Linked DNA regions of Homo sapiens: region 2 is linked to region 1. Evidence: chromatin contacts called from ENCODE Hi-C or POLR2A ChIA-PET data. All regions are on one chromosome and are shown on one strand. The core of a region is the stretch at or near the end of the contact, and the rest is flanking DNA. Distances in the headings are between cores, read along the strand shown. Region 1 overlaps LINC00501 (long intergenic non-protein coding RNA 501). Region 2 overlaps LINC00578 (long intergenic non-protein coding RNA 578).

Region 1 (5,746 bases), core at 2,153-4,652:
CCCTGATGACATATGATGTGGAGCATCTTTCATATGCTTATTTTCCTGTAAATCTTCTTCCTTTTTAAATGTATATTTTTAAAATTGTCATTTTATAGCTCCCCACTGCAGCTGCCCCCAACCCTTCCCTTCGCTGACCACTTTTGCAGGCTTCATGGGGGACCAGGGAACAAGGCTGGAGCCTGGCAGCCTTACTACGCTACCAGCCAGGGAGAACAAGTAGCAATTAGAAATTATTACAACAATTAGTGCCCGTACTTGGGGGCTCTGCAAAGTGAGGAGGCCCCAGCTCCTCATTGTACAGGGGTCTATTTGGCAGTGACCTTGTTCTGGACACGGTGATATTCCTTCAGCCTGAGGGAATTGATGTTGATGAACCCGGTGGCATCGATTGGCTCCTAATGGTCCTGCACATTCATGTTCACCAGCTCCTCATTGTAGAGAGACAGTGGGGAGTCCTAGCGGAGGATGTACACCTGGCCCTTGAGGACAGACACCTGCACTTTCCCTTCCACTCATTCCTGGGACTTGGTGATGCAGTGGCGGACACGTTCACATTCAGGGCTGTGCCAGAAACCGGTGTACACCAGCTCAGCCAATTTCAAGTCCAGGCCTTGTTTGATTTTGCACACTTACTGGTCCATGGTGAAGGCCTCAATGTCTAAATGAGCGTGGTAAAGGATGGTGTCTGCTGGGGTCTCGTAGATACCTCGGGACCTCATTCCAATGAAGCGGTTATCCATGATGTCAATAGAGCCAACACGGTGCTTGCCCGCGACTTCGTTCAGGTACACGAAGAGCTCCAAGGAGGTCTGGTGGATGGTGCCATCCTTGATGTTGGTCACCTTCACTGGGACCCCTTTTGTGAACTCGATCTTGAGAATGTCAGGGGTGTTGGGGCTTTGGCTGGGTCCTGGGTCTTCGTGCAGCAACCTGGAGGCGCTTGGTTCTTGGGGCTCTCCAGGATTCCAGCCTCATAGCTGATGTGCATGAGGTTCTCATCCATGCTCCACGGGTTCTTGGGAGTGACTGGGATGGGAATCCCGTGTGGCTTTGCATATTCCATCAGATCGTTGAGGCACTTGATCCGATTGTAGAACTCGAACATGCACCAGGGAGCAATGACCTTTATCTGGGGGGGCCAGCGAGTAGCAGGTGAGCTGAACCGGGCCTGATCATTGCCCTTTCCCGTGGTGCCATGGGACACACACTTGGCCCCCTCCTGCTGGGTGATTTCTACTTGTTTGTGGGCGATGCAGGGCCTGGGGAGAGAGCTGCCCAGGAGGTGGTCCTCATACAGTGTACTGGACTGGATGGCCAGCCAGATGAACTCCTCCACAAACTCTCTGCTGACATCCTCAGTGAACACCTTTTTGGCCCCGGGCTTCAGTGCCTGGCTTCCTTGAAGTCTTCCTTCTGGCCGATGTTGCCCAGGTAGGCAATGATGTCATTGCCTTGTTCCTTCAGCCACACAAAGATGCAGGAGGTGTCCAGGCTGCCACTGTAGGCCAGAACCATGGAGCCTCTGCTGGACACAGCGTCTGGGATTGGAGGCGTGAGTTCCCAGCGTCTGGAATCTGTCTTCACAGCTCAGTGAACCACTTGGGCCCGGGCAGTGGTGGCAGGTGATAGAGCCTAAATCTTCTTTAGTGATGCATCTGCTAAAGTCCTTGGTTCATTTTATTTTGTGTTTTAAAATTTTTGTGGGTGCATAGTAGGTGTATATATTTATGAGATACATGAGATATTTTGATACAGGTATACAATTCATAATAATCATATCAGTTAAATGGGGTATCATCACATCAAGCATTTATCCTTTCTTTGTTTTACAAACAATCCAATTATTATTTTTTATTTTTAAATTTTTATTTATTATTTATTTATTTTTTGAGATGGAGTTTCGCTCTTGTTGCCCAGGCCAGAGTGCAATGGTGTGATCTTGGCTCACTGCAACCTCTGCCTCCTGGGTTCAAGTGATTGTCCTGCCTCACCTCCCGAGTAGCTGGGATTACAGGCATGAGCTACCACGTCTGGCTAATTTTGTATTTTTAGTAGAGATGGGGTTTCTCCATGTTGGTCAGGCTGGTCTCGAACTCCTGACCTCAGGTGATCCGCTCGCCTCGGCCTCCCAAAGTGCTGGGATTACAGGTGTGAGCCACCATGCCCTGCCTATTTATTTATTTTTTGAGAATGAGTCTCACTTTGTCACCTAGGCTGGAGTGCAGTGGCAAGATCTTGGCTCACTGCAGTCTCTGCCTCCTAGATTCAAGTGATTCTCCTGCCTCAGCCTCCCAAGTAGCTGGAATTACAGGTGTGCGCCACCACACTCGGCTAATTTTTGTATTTTTAGTAGAGATGGGGTTTCACCATATTGGCCTGGCTGGTCTTGAACTCCTGACTTCAGGTGCTCCAGCTGCCTCGGCCTCCCAAAGTGCTGGGATTACAAGTGTGAACCACCACACCTGGCTTACAAACAATCAAACTATACTCTTAAGTTACTTTATAATTTTTATTTAGAAAACTTTTTTCTTTTTTATAGAGATGGGGTCTTGCTATGCTGCCCAGGCTGGTCTCAAACTCCTGGGCTCAAGTGAACTGCCCCTCTAGGCCTCCCAAAGTGCTGGGATTACAGACGTGAGCCACTGCGCCTGGCCTGAGAGTTCACATTTTTTTTCAGAGTGCCTGATAGAGTGCTATAAAGTGCATTTGTACGTTGCTTTTCCATCCTCTCAAAATAATAGAAGATAAAGATCCAGGCTGGGTGCGGTGGCTCACGCCTGTAATCCCAGCACTTTGGGAGGCCAAGGAGGGTGGATCACTTGAGATCAGGAGTTCAAGACCAGCCTGGCCAAGATGGTGAAACCCCCGTCTCTACTAAAAATACAAAAAATTAGCCAGGCGTGGTGGTGGGTGCCTGTGATCCCAGCTACTCGGGAGGCTGAGGCAGAGAACTGCTTGAACCTGGGAGGCAGAGGTTGCAGTGAGCCAAGATTATGCCACTGCACTCCAGCCTGAGAGACAGAGCGAGACTCTGTCTCAAAAAAAAAAGAAAAAGATAAAAAAGATCCAAAAGTGAATGTGAAAAAATCATCCCAGCAATTAAGGACCTGATATACATTTGGCACATCAGCTCCTGACACCAAAGTGGGGGGTGGCAAGTGTGCTGTCTAGCCTAACTCAGGATTAGAATTAGAGCCTGAGATTCTTGAGAGAATGCCCTTACTGGTAAGGACTGGTAAGCTCTGTGCTGATGACTCAAAGGATGGGCTCTGTGAGTGTAAGAGATTGGACTTGGACCTGTAGCCAGGACGCAGTATTTTCTTATCTTTAACTTCCACAAAGCTCATGTTTATTCTTCTCTCACAAAAGCCAAGCCTAAAGTGCGCTGCTGAAGGAGTTGTTCCTCTTTGGACAGCTGTGTGTGCCCTATAAATGCCCTCCTCAGATGGAGAAGGAGGAGCTGTGTGCATAGCGCTGTGAGCTGGACTGGAAAGCATTTCTGCAGCCCAGTGATACATGCAGAACTACACCCTCGAGAGCCACGGTTCAGTGAAGGGCTAGGAGGGTCTTGCATTCTGGTCATTCATTCACCCGGAAAGGCTCAGCACTATCTCGTGAACCTAGTTTCTGGGAAGTCAGGCAACCTGCTTGCACGTACAACTTGGTAAATGATATACTCTAAGGGCTCATAAAAATTAATCCAGATGCATGCTACAAAGCTGATACCATGAAATCATGAGCAGAGACCTCCTTTCTACTTGAGTCCAGAAAGAGCCAGGCTTTGTGTTGGTCTACATAGTACCGAGAAGGAAAGAGACTCTACTACCACTTTTCATTGTTGAAACTGTCCATTCTCAGCTCCCCTGGAAAGGGCCCTCACACTCCTGCCGTAGACACGAAAAAGGTAATAGATGCCGTGGAAGTGGGAAAAGTTGCCTTTGGAGAGGTTTCCAGAATGTTTTCTAATTTGATTGTCTTTCCAAGTCCCTTCTTTCAATTTAATGAAATAATTATTTTGAAAATAATAATAGCTACCATTTACCAAAGACCTAATACGTACCAATTTATTTACACATGTTGTCTGTTTAATTCTTGCCATCATGTACCATGTTCTGTGGCCATATGCCCTGGGAATCAGAAAGAAGAACTTGCCAAGGTCACACAGCCAGGAAATGAGAGTCAATATTCAAGCCTAGATTTCAAAGGGTCAGTATTTAAACCGAGGTTTCTATTCAGACCTAGAAATGAGAGTCAGTATTCAAACCTGCTACCATGGCCCACACTTATATGAATTCTGCCTCATTAAGATAATGTCTGGGTCATTTTTACTTATTTACTCTGGAGGTAAAATGGACTGCAGTCATGTATGTTTCAAGTGGGAGAAAGTAAAAGGCTTACTTTTTTTCCTTTTTTTTTGTTGAGACGGAGTCTCACTCTTGTCACCCAGGCTGGAGTGCAGTGGCATGATCTCGGCTCACCGCAACCTCTGCCTCCCGGGTTCAAGTGATTCTCCTGCCTCAGCCTCCTGAGTAGCTGGGACTACAGGCACACACCACCATGCCTGGCTAATTTTTGTATTGTTAGTAGATACGGGGTTTCACCATACTGGTCAGGCTGGTCTCGAACTCCTGACCTCAGGTGATCCACCTGCCTTGGCCTCCCAAAGTGCTGGGATTATAGGCATGAGCCAACGTGCCCAGCCAATTTTTTTCCTTTCTTCCTTCCTAAGATTCTCTAGCTCTCTTCCATTGAGAGAGAGTACAGGCAAAGGTGCATGAAATAATTTTGCATCATTTTTTTTGTAAGCACTGCATCAAATATTTGATAGCAATTAGATAGCTAGGGGGCAACTTGATATTTTTAGAAATTGAAAATTTATTTTAGAAAAACAAAGAACGGTTAGGTATATATTAGGTAATTTGCATTTTAGTGTCTAGCATTTTTTTTTTTAAACCGCTTAAATGTTTTAAAAAATAATTCAAACTGGCCAGGCACGGTGGCTCACGCCTGTAATCCTAGAACTTTGGGAGGCTGAGGCGGGTGGATTGCCTGAGCTCAGGAGTTCGAGACCAGCCTGGGCAACAATGGTGAAACCCTGTCTCTACTAAAATACAAAAAATCAGCTGGGCGTGGCGGTGTGTGCCTGTAGTCCCAGCTACTCGGGAGGCTGCGGCAGGAGAATCGCTTGAAACCAGGAGGCGGAGGTTGCAGTGAGCCAAGATCATGCCACTGCACTCCAGCCTGGGCAACAGAGCGAGACTCCGTCTCAAAAAAAAAAAAAAAAAAAAAAAATTCAAACTATTTAGGAAAGTAAAAATGAAAAGTAAATGTGAATCACCTAAAATACCACCACCTAGACACTGCCACAGTTAACACCGAAGGGACTTGCCTCTTTCTATGCATGCACTCAAATAGTGATATTGTATAAAAATGTCATCATGGCCTAAGTACTGTTTCTCAATAAAAACTGTTGAATTCAGTAGAAGAAAAATAAAATGAAACATAACTGGAGGAATTGTTGGACTTCAAAAAAAAATGTTTCTCCTCCCCAAGAAATATTTCCTAAATTATCCCTCTAAAGTTATAAAAGAGGTTGTGAAGAACATTTAAAAGTATTTTCCAGCTGGGCGTGGTGGCTCACCCCTATAATCTCAGCACTTTGGGAAGTCGAGGCGGGCGGATCACCTGAAGTCAGGAGTTCAAGACCAGCCTGGCCAACATGGCGAAACCCCATTTCTACTAA
Region 2 (5,746 bases), core at 2,244-4,743, 240 kb after region 1:
TTAGGCAGGATGCAATTCTTCTGCAATGGATACAGCTGTGTGCCTTTTGCAGACCACAGCCACAGAAGCTGGGAGCTGGGCATGTTGACCTGGTGAGAGAAATATGAACAGGTACCGGAGCATCCACTATGCTCATGGAATAACCCAGGCATGTAGTGTTGACAGTTTGTGTCCTATCCAAATTATGCTGAGGAAAAGGGTTATTGGGGTGGCATTGAAATTCTTAGCAGTAGAACAAACACAGGTTTTAGAGCAGACTGTGACAGCTGGAAACAACCAGCCCAATAGAATACAAATTCCCTGGCTGCTGGCAGTGAGGGGCCGAGGTACCTGCGGGACTCAGAACTCAGGGGGGCTTGCCCCTTCTCTCCTGTTCTTGAAGTGCTGGCTGGAAAAGGGATCATTATTGTTTGGGGATTTGGGAATTCTCTAATGTTTTGGGGTACGGGAAATTGAGGATGAAACAGGTCATCTAGAGGTTCAGCTTTTCCGTGGCCTGTGATGGTGGTGGTGCTGGGAGAGTCAAGTGAAGGTGGGAGGAAGGAAGATGGAGCTCAGCATGTGGACTTGGCCAGCCTCATCTTTGTCCTCCTAACCAGAGGCCTAAATTGCTGTTCACCCTGAGTCCAGCCGCTGGCCACTTACAACTTCATGGCCTGGGGCAAGTTGCTTAACCTTTCTGTGCCTCTCTTCATCAACAAAAGAAGGCTTATAGTACTGAATTTATGGTTACTGTGAAGACTCTATAAAATATTTAAAATTTTTTTGCATGTAGTCAGTGCCAATACATTGCATTATTATGATATATTATTATTATTAGATACTAATGGTTTTTCTTAGCAGTGAAAAACTTTAAATCTCTCTTCCTCTCTTTCCTTCTCTTTTTCTATAAATCACATGCTTTGAGTACATTCAGATTATAGTTTAATATATAAACATAAGGGAAATTTTAAAAAGGGCAGAGAACTCAGAAAGTCATGAAAGAACAGCTATTCAACATATATTTTTCCACATGTGTTATTACCATTCAGTATGGTGGTTTTCTTTTACTCTGCACAATTGCATTTGTGAAACTAATTTGGGAGTAGTCAGAGGCCAGGAGATGAAACAGAGTTGAAGTAAAATCTCATTAGTTACCATGTAAGGGGCTGGCAAAATTTGACTTGAATTAGCCAGGTTAAAATGAGCTCGTATTTTAATAAACTAACAATAAGACTGTCTAGGCAGTTGAGGAGTGGGAATTGTTTTGAATTACATACTACTCGGGGAAAAAGATCTGTGATCAGAATAACAAGGTTTTACTGTACACTGCATATTGTATGAATTCTGCTGTCTCTTTGTGTCTTGAGTCTTTTATGATTGTCATGCCATTCTGGGAGCCACTCACTCAGTCTTTTGTGTCATTCTATTGTCAGCCATAATGAAATAATTGGGATGACAATTATTTGCTTGTTTAGTTTCAAAAGTTTTCTGTGTTCAATATCTTCTATTGTTTGCCTCATGGTACCATGATGTGATATATCATTCCTGCCCAGATTCCAAGAATAAAAAACATGCATTTTTTTTTTCCGGGAGAAGTGTCCCCTTAAGCACAATATTTAATGGCCATATATTAAAAGTGCTATAGTGAGCATATATTTAATAAAATAATTGCAGCCATCCATAACTCAAATAACTGTAACATACCAAGATGGTAGATGAGGTCACAGTCTACCATGGGAGTTCAGCAGTCTAATTTTATAAACCCCAAATCAAAATAGATAGATTGACAATGAGAGAGAGAATGTTTGAGACTGGACTTGTTAGAAAATACAGGAACTAGTCAGCTTGAAATATAACAGTATAAATTATACCTTGCCCACTTTAGTGATTCAAATGGCATGTATTTTTATTGTGAAGACTGCGTAACTTTGGTTCCCTCTTCCTCCCGAACCCTGCTCAAAGATTTTAGGGAATTAACTAAGGTTTCAGTAGTGAAGCTTTGGATCAGCACAGGGGCAGTTGTCACCATTACTCTACTTTATAATCTTGTGGGGAGGGAGCTTAACCAGGACTATCATCTCAGCCTGGGATGACATGCTTTGAAAGTGCTCCAGTGTCACTTTGAGGAGGGTGGCCACCTGCAACCCAGACTAAGCAGTGTAGTTGCATTACTAAGAGGTGTGTTTGGAAGTCAGACAAACTTGCCTTCAAATACAGACACTTGCTTGTTACTTAACTTTTCTGAGTCTCCTCATTTGTAAAAAAAAAAAAAAAAAAAAACAAAAAAACACAAACAAACACCACCAAAAAACCAAAGAAAAAAAAGTAGGAGAGTGAGAATAATAGTTCTTGCCTTAAAGAGTTATTGTGAGAATCAAATGGGACAATGCAGGTAAAGACATTTAGCCTAGAGCCTTGTACCGAATATGCACATTTTAAATAGTAGCTTTCTATTATTTTGTGATTCTTCCCGCCCCTGCTGCATTCCCCAATGCCTCATCTACCAGCAATTTGTGTGCACACTCAGGGTCAGCAATTCTTGGCTTGGGATTGCAAAGAAGGGAAGTACAGCCCTTTTCTGCTGGCTTTGCCTGGGTTGACCTCCCAGCTTTGCTCCTTGGCCTGATTCAGGGTTGGCAGGCATAGATGGAAAAGAGCCATTGGTTGTTAGAATCGTCCAGCAGGAGATGAAGGGAGATCTCACCCTGCATTTTGTGTCTAAAACAATTGCTTAAATTTGTCATCTTAGGGACACATGTACATAGGTAAACACACGCATATACTGTACACATCCATGTGTACAGCTCAGATATTGTCTATAGGAGAACAAAATGTCTTGATGAAAATGAGTAATTCAGCTAATCACCCAGATGTTTTAGCTATATGTTGCCACACAGCTGGGTGATCTGAAACAGCTATCTGTTTGGTGACTTGCAGATAAAACATAGATAATAGAATCTCCCTCTTTTCCTCCAGTTTTTTGGCATCACTTAGATATAATCTAAATGATATGGCAACATATGGGAAAATCTCTCACATTCAAAAGCATGCAAGCAGCTAGCTAACGCTTTCTACTAAAAACTTTGCTTATAGGTATTTTGATGAATCTAGAATTCTCACAAAGCACATCATTTGAAAGAAATACGGCAGCAAAACAAACTGCTGCATTCAAAGCAGGGGTATTGAAAAGTGTCAGGCAAACATTTTTAACCTTGTGTTTGTGCTCGGTCTGGTCAAAATAGAATATATTTCCTTTTATGGAAGTGGTTTAAAAAGGGGTAAGAGACAAGATTTAGTGTTTGCAGGAAATCCTTTAGTTGTTTAAAAAGCTTCAAGGGTTCCATCTTTGGCATCCAGGTATTATTCTCATTAAGTTAGCATTTTAGGTTTCTGAAGTGTTTGGTTCAAGTGAAAAAGATTAATGTTATGCTTTGAAATTGATTACTATGGAAAGTCTTTGTACATTTGACTGTAAAGCAGAAATCAACTTGGACAGGAAGCAAAGCGGATGAACAGGAAGCTAAAGTAAATACCACAGTGACACGTGAGGGGTGGAAGGTGGTTAGTTTATTTTTTAAAGAGTTTTCAGACCATCAGTACATACGTTTCAGTTTCTAGATCCAAATCTCTAAGTGCTTTTCTCCAACTGGTGGGATGATTGAAATTAGAGAGTAAGACGAGAATTCACTGTGCTGGATTTTTCATTCCAGGTGCAGAGCTTTAAAGGATTATGGAGTCTGAAGACCAAATGGGATGATGGAGAACAGCTATTCAGTGGTACAAATGTAAATGCTCCCAGGCCCGGGCAGGTAATTTAAGTGAGTGAAGCAGGGCAAAGTGTAATTGTGTAAGCAGACATTTGCTGACTCCACATACCACTAGGGAACTATACTTTCCCCTGGCAGAAAGACAATCAGCTCCAGCCTATTATTGCGTACAGTAAGGCTAACCAAAGTGAGGGGCTACTCTAACTTTTCAGGAAAATCCAGCAGTCTTGATTTTTATGTAGTTTCCAAAATGTTTTTGTTATGGTTCATTTGGAGAGCAGCCTTTTGATCTCCAGTTTGCTACTTTTAATCTAGTCTAATCACACATCTTGCAGTTGTAGAAACCAGACCCAGAGAAGCTGAGCACCTTGCTTAAAGTCCTGCAGCAAAGGATAACACTGGGGCTCAAACCCAGTTCTCCTCCATCTTCTTCTCTGGCATTACCCTTCCACTGAGAGCACAGCATCCCGCCCACAGTGGGCTTCAGCAGGCTTTGTTAGAGGAAACCCATGGATTTTTGAAGGTTTTAATAAGTTAATGAAACTCTTTAATTAAATTAAGTAATTTAATTAAGGTGCTCTCCTGACTTTTTCCCTAAGATAATTATTTACTCAACCAATGTTTGTCATTGGTGCCTCTTTTAAAATGTTGTGTAACATTTTCATTGTTCTTTCATTCAGTTCAAGTTACTTTTCTTCATCTCTATATTTAATATATCCTCTTTGTTGATCAATGCTTCCAAATTCTCTTTACTTCACATATATCATTTGTCTAATTTCTGTGTTTGACTTTTTAAACTCAGTCACTCAGGGTCTGAAAGTGTCTTTAACTGGATCTATCTGTATTATATATTGCTATGCATTCATTGGAGGGAATAAAATACAAATTTGTAAATCTGAACATTATACTACATGGGGCCAATGGAGAGAGTCCATTTTACATGAAGAATGCCACTACTTTATCCCTAGAGAGTATGAGGAAGAGTTTCACCCATCTTTAGCCTCAGATCTTAGATTCAGTGCTTGTAAGAGAAGAAGCACTTATTCAAAGAAGCAGGTATATATACTCTGGTTGTGAATTCTTTCTGTGATTTCAAACAATATTTGGAAAAACTCATTTCTGAAGGCCTAAGGTGCAGGGAGACGAAAACTACTCTTGCGAGGATACAGTTGGTAACACCCATGAGGGTTCCATTTGCATCGACTCTTAGCCATAGCTGCACCATAGCACCAAATTAGGTAGGGACTGTGCTGCTCGTACCTTTGGGCTCAATGGAAAACTGTCCTATGATTCTGTTACTAATCATCTCCTACATTTGAGTGGCACTTTAATTCCCAAGACATTTCACATATTACTTTTGCCATTTTACAATGAGGAAACTGAGGCTCAGAAAGGGCAAATGACTTGCTCCTTGCCTCACAGCTGTGTTGAGGAAGAGGTGGACTAGAACTTCATGAATCCTTCTCTTCTCTTCTCTTCTTTCTCTTCTCTCTCTTCTTTCTTTCTTTCTTTCTTTCTTTCTTTCTTTCTTTCTTTCCTTCTCTTTCTTTCTTTCATTTTTTTGGAGACAGAGTTTCGCTCTTCTCACCCAGTTTGGAGTGCAATGGTGCAATCTCGGCTCACTGCAACCTCCACCTTCTGGGTTCAAGCGATTCTCCTGCCTCAGCCTCCTGAGTAGCTGGGACCAGAGATGCACACCACCACACCCAGCTAATTTAGGTATTTTTAGTAGAGACGGGGTTTCACTATGTTGGCCAGGCTGGTGGTCTCAAACCCCCGAACTCAGGTGATCCACCTGCCTTGGGCTCCCAATGTGCTGGGATTACAGGCATGAGCCACCATGCCTGGCCGATCCCCCTGCTCTTTCTACTGAGTACTATCTTAGCTTTATGGCTGTTCCAGCTAGCCCCCATATCATAGTCATGTTCACTATTAGATGACCTGCTGGGATAATTTTGCACATTCTCCTGCCCAGCAACACCCTGGTTGGTTGCTGC

The links. A loop is a pair of places that touch in the nucleus more often than their neighbours do. ChIA-PET counts read pairs that join two places held with the same protein, here RNA polymerase II (POLR2A). Pooled maps may share reads with other maps.
Region 2: a pooled map shows a loop between it and region 1 (8-fold over the local background). The contact joins two enhancer-like sites. A Hi-C loop is called at or near these places in 3 of 50 pooled maps. POLR2A ChIA-PET finds 5 or more read pairs at or near these places in 2 of 52 experiments (activated T-cell and naive thymus-derived CD8-positive, alpha-beta T cell).

What each region holds. Positions count from the first base shown.
Region 1 is chr3:177,296,854-177,302,599 of GRCh38, forward strand. The region is part of intron 1 of LINC00501 (long intergenic non-protein coding RNA 501); the gene reads left to right. It also overlaps the pseudogene ASS1P7. Among named protein-coding and RNA genes, the nearest start is that of LINC00501, 5.3 kb to the left of the region's middle. RefSeq lists an enhancer at 3,331-3,420. Within about 2 kb of position 3,403, at least 10 of the 41 ENCODE cell types and tissues checked have a DNase peak (open chromatin) inside an H3K27ac peak, as active enhancers do.
Region 2 is chr3:177,535,703-177,541,448 of GRCh38, forward strand. It overlaps LINC00578 (long intergenic non-protein coding RNA 578), which reads left to right. Exons shown (of 4, transcript NR_047568.1): 2 at 3,693-3,791. Among named protein-coding and RNA genes, the nearest start is that of LINC00578, 97 kb to the left of the region's middle. Within about 2 kb of position 3,494, at least 9 of the 41 ENCODE cell types and tissues checked have a DNase peak (open chromatin) inside an H3K27ac peak, as active enhancers do.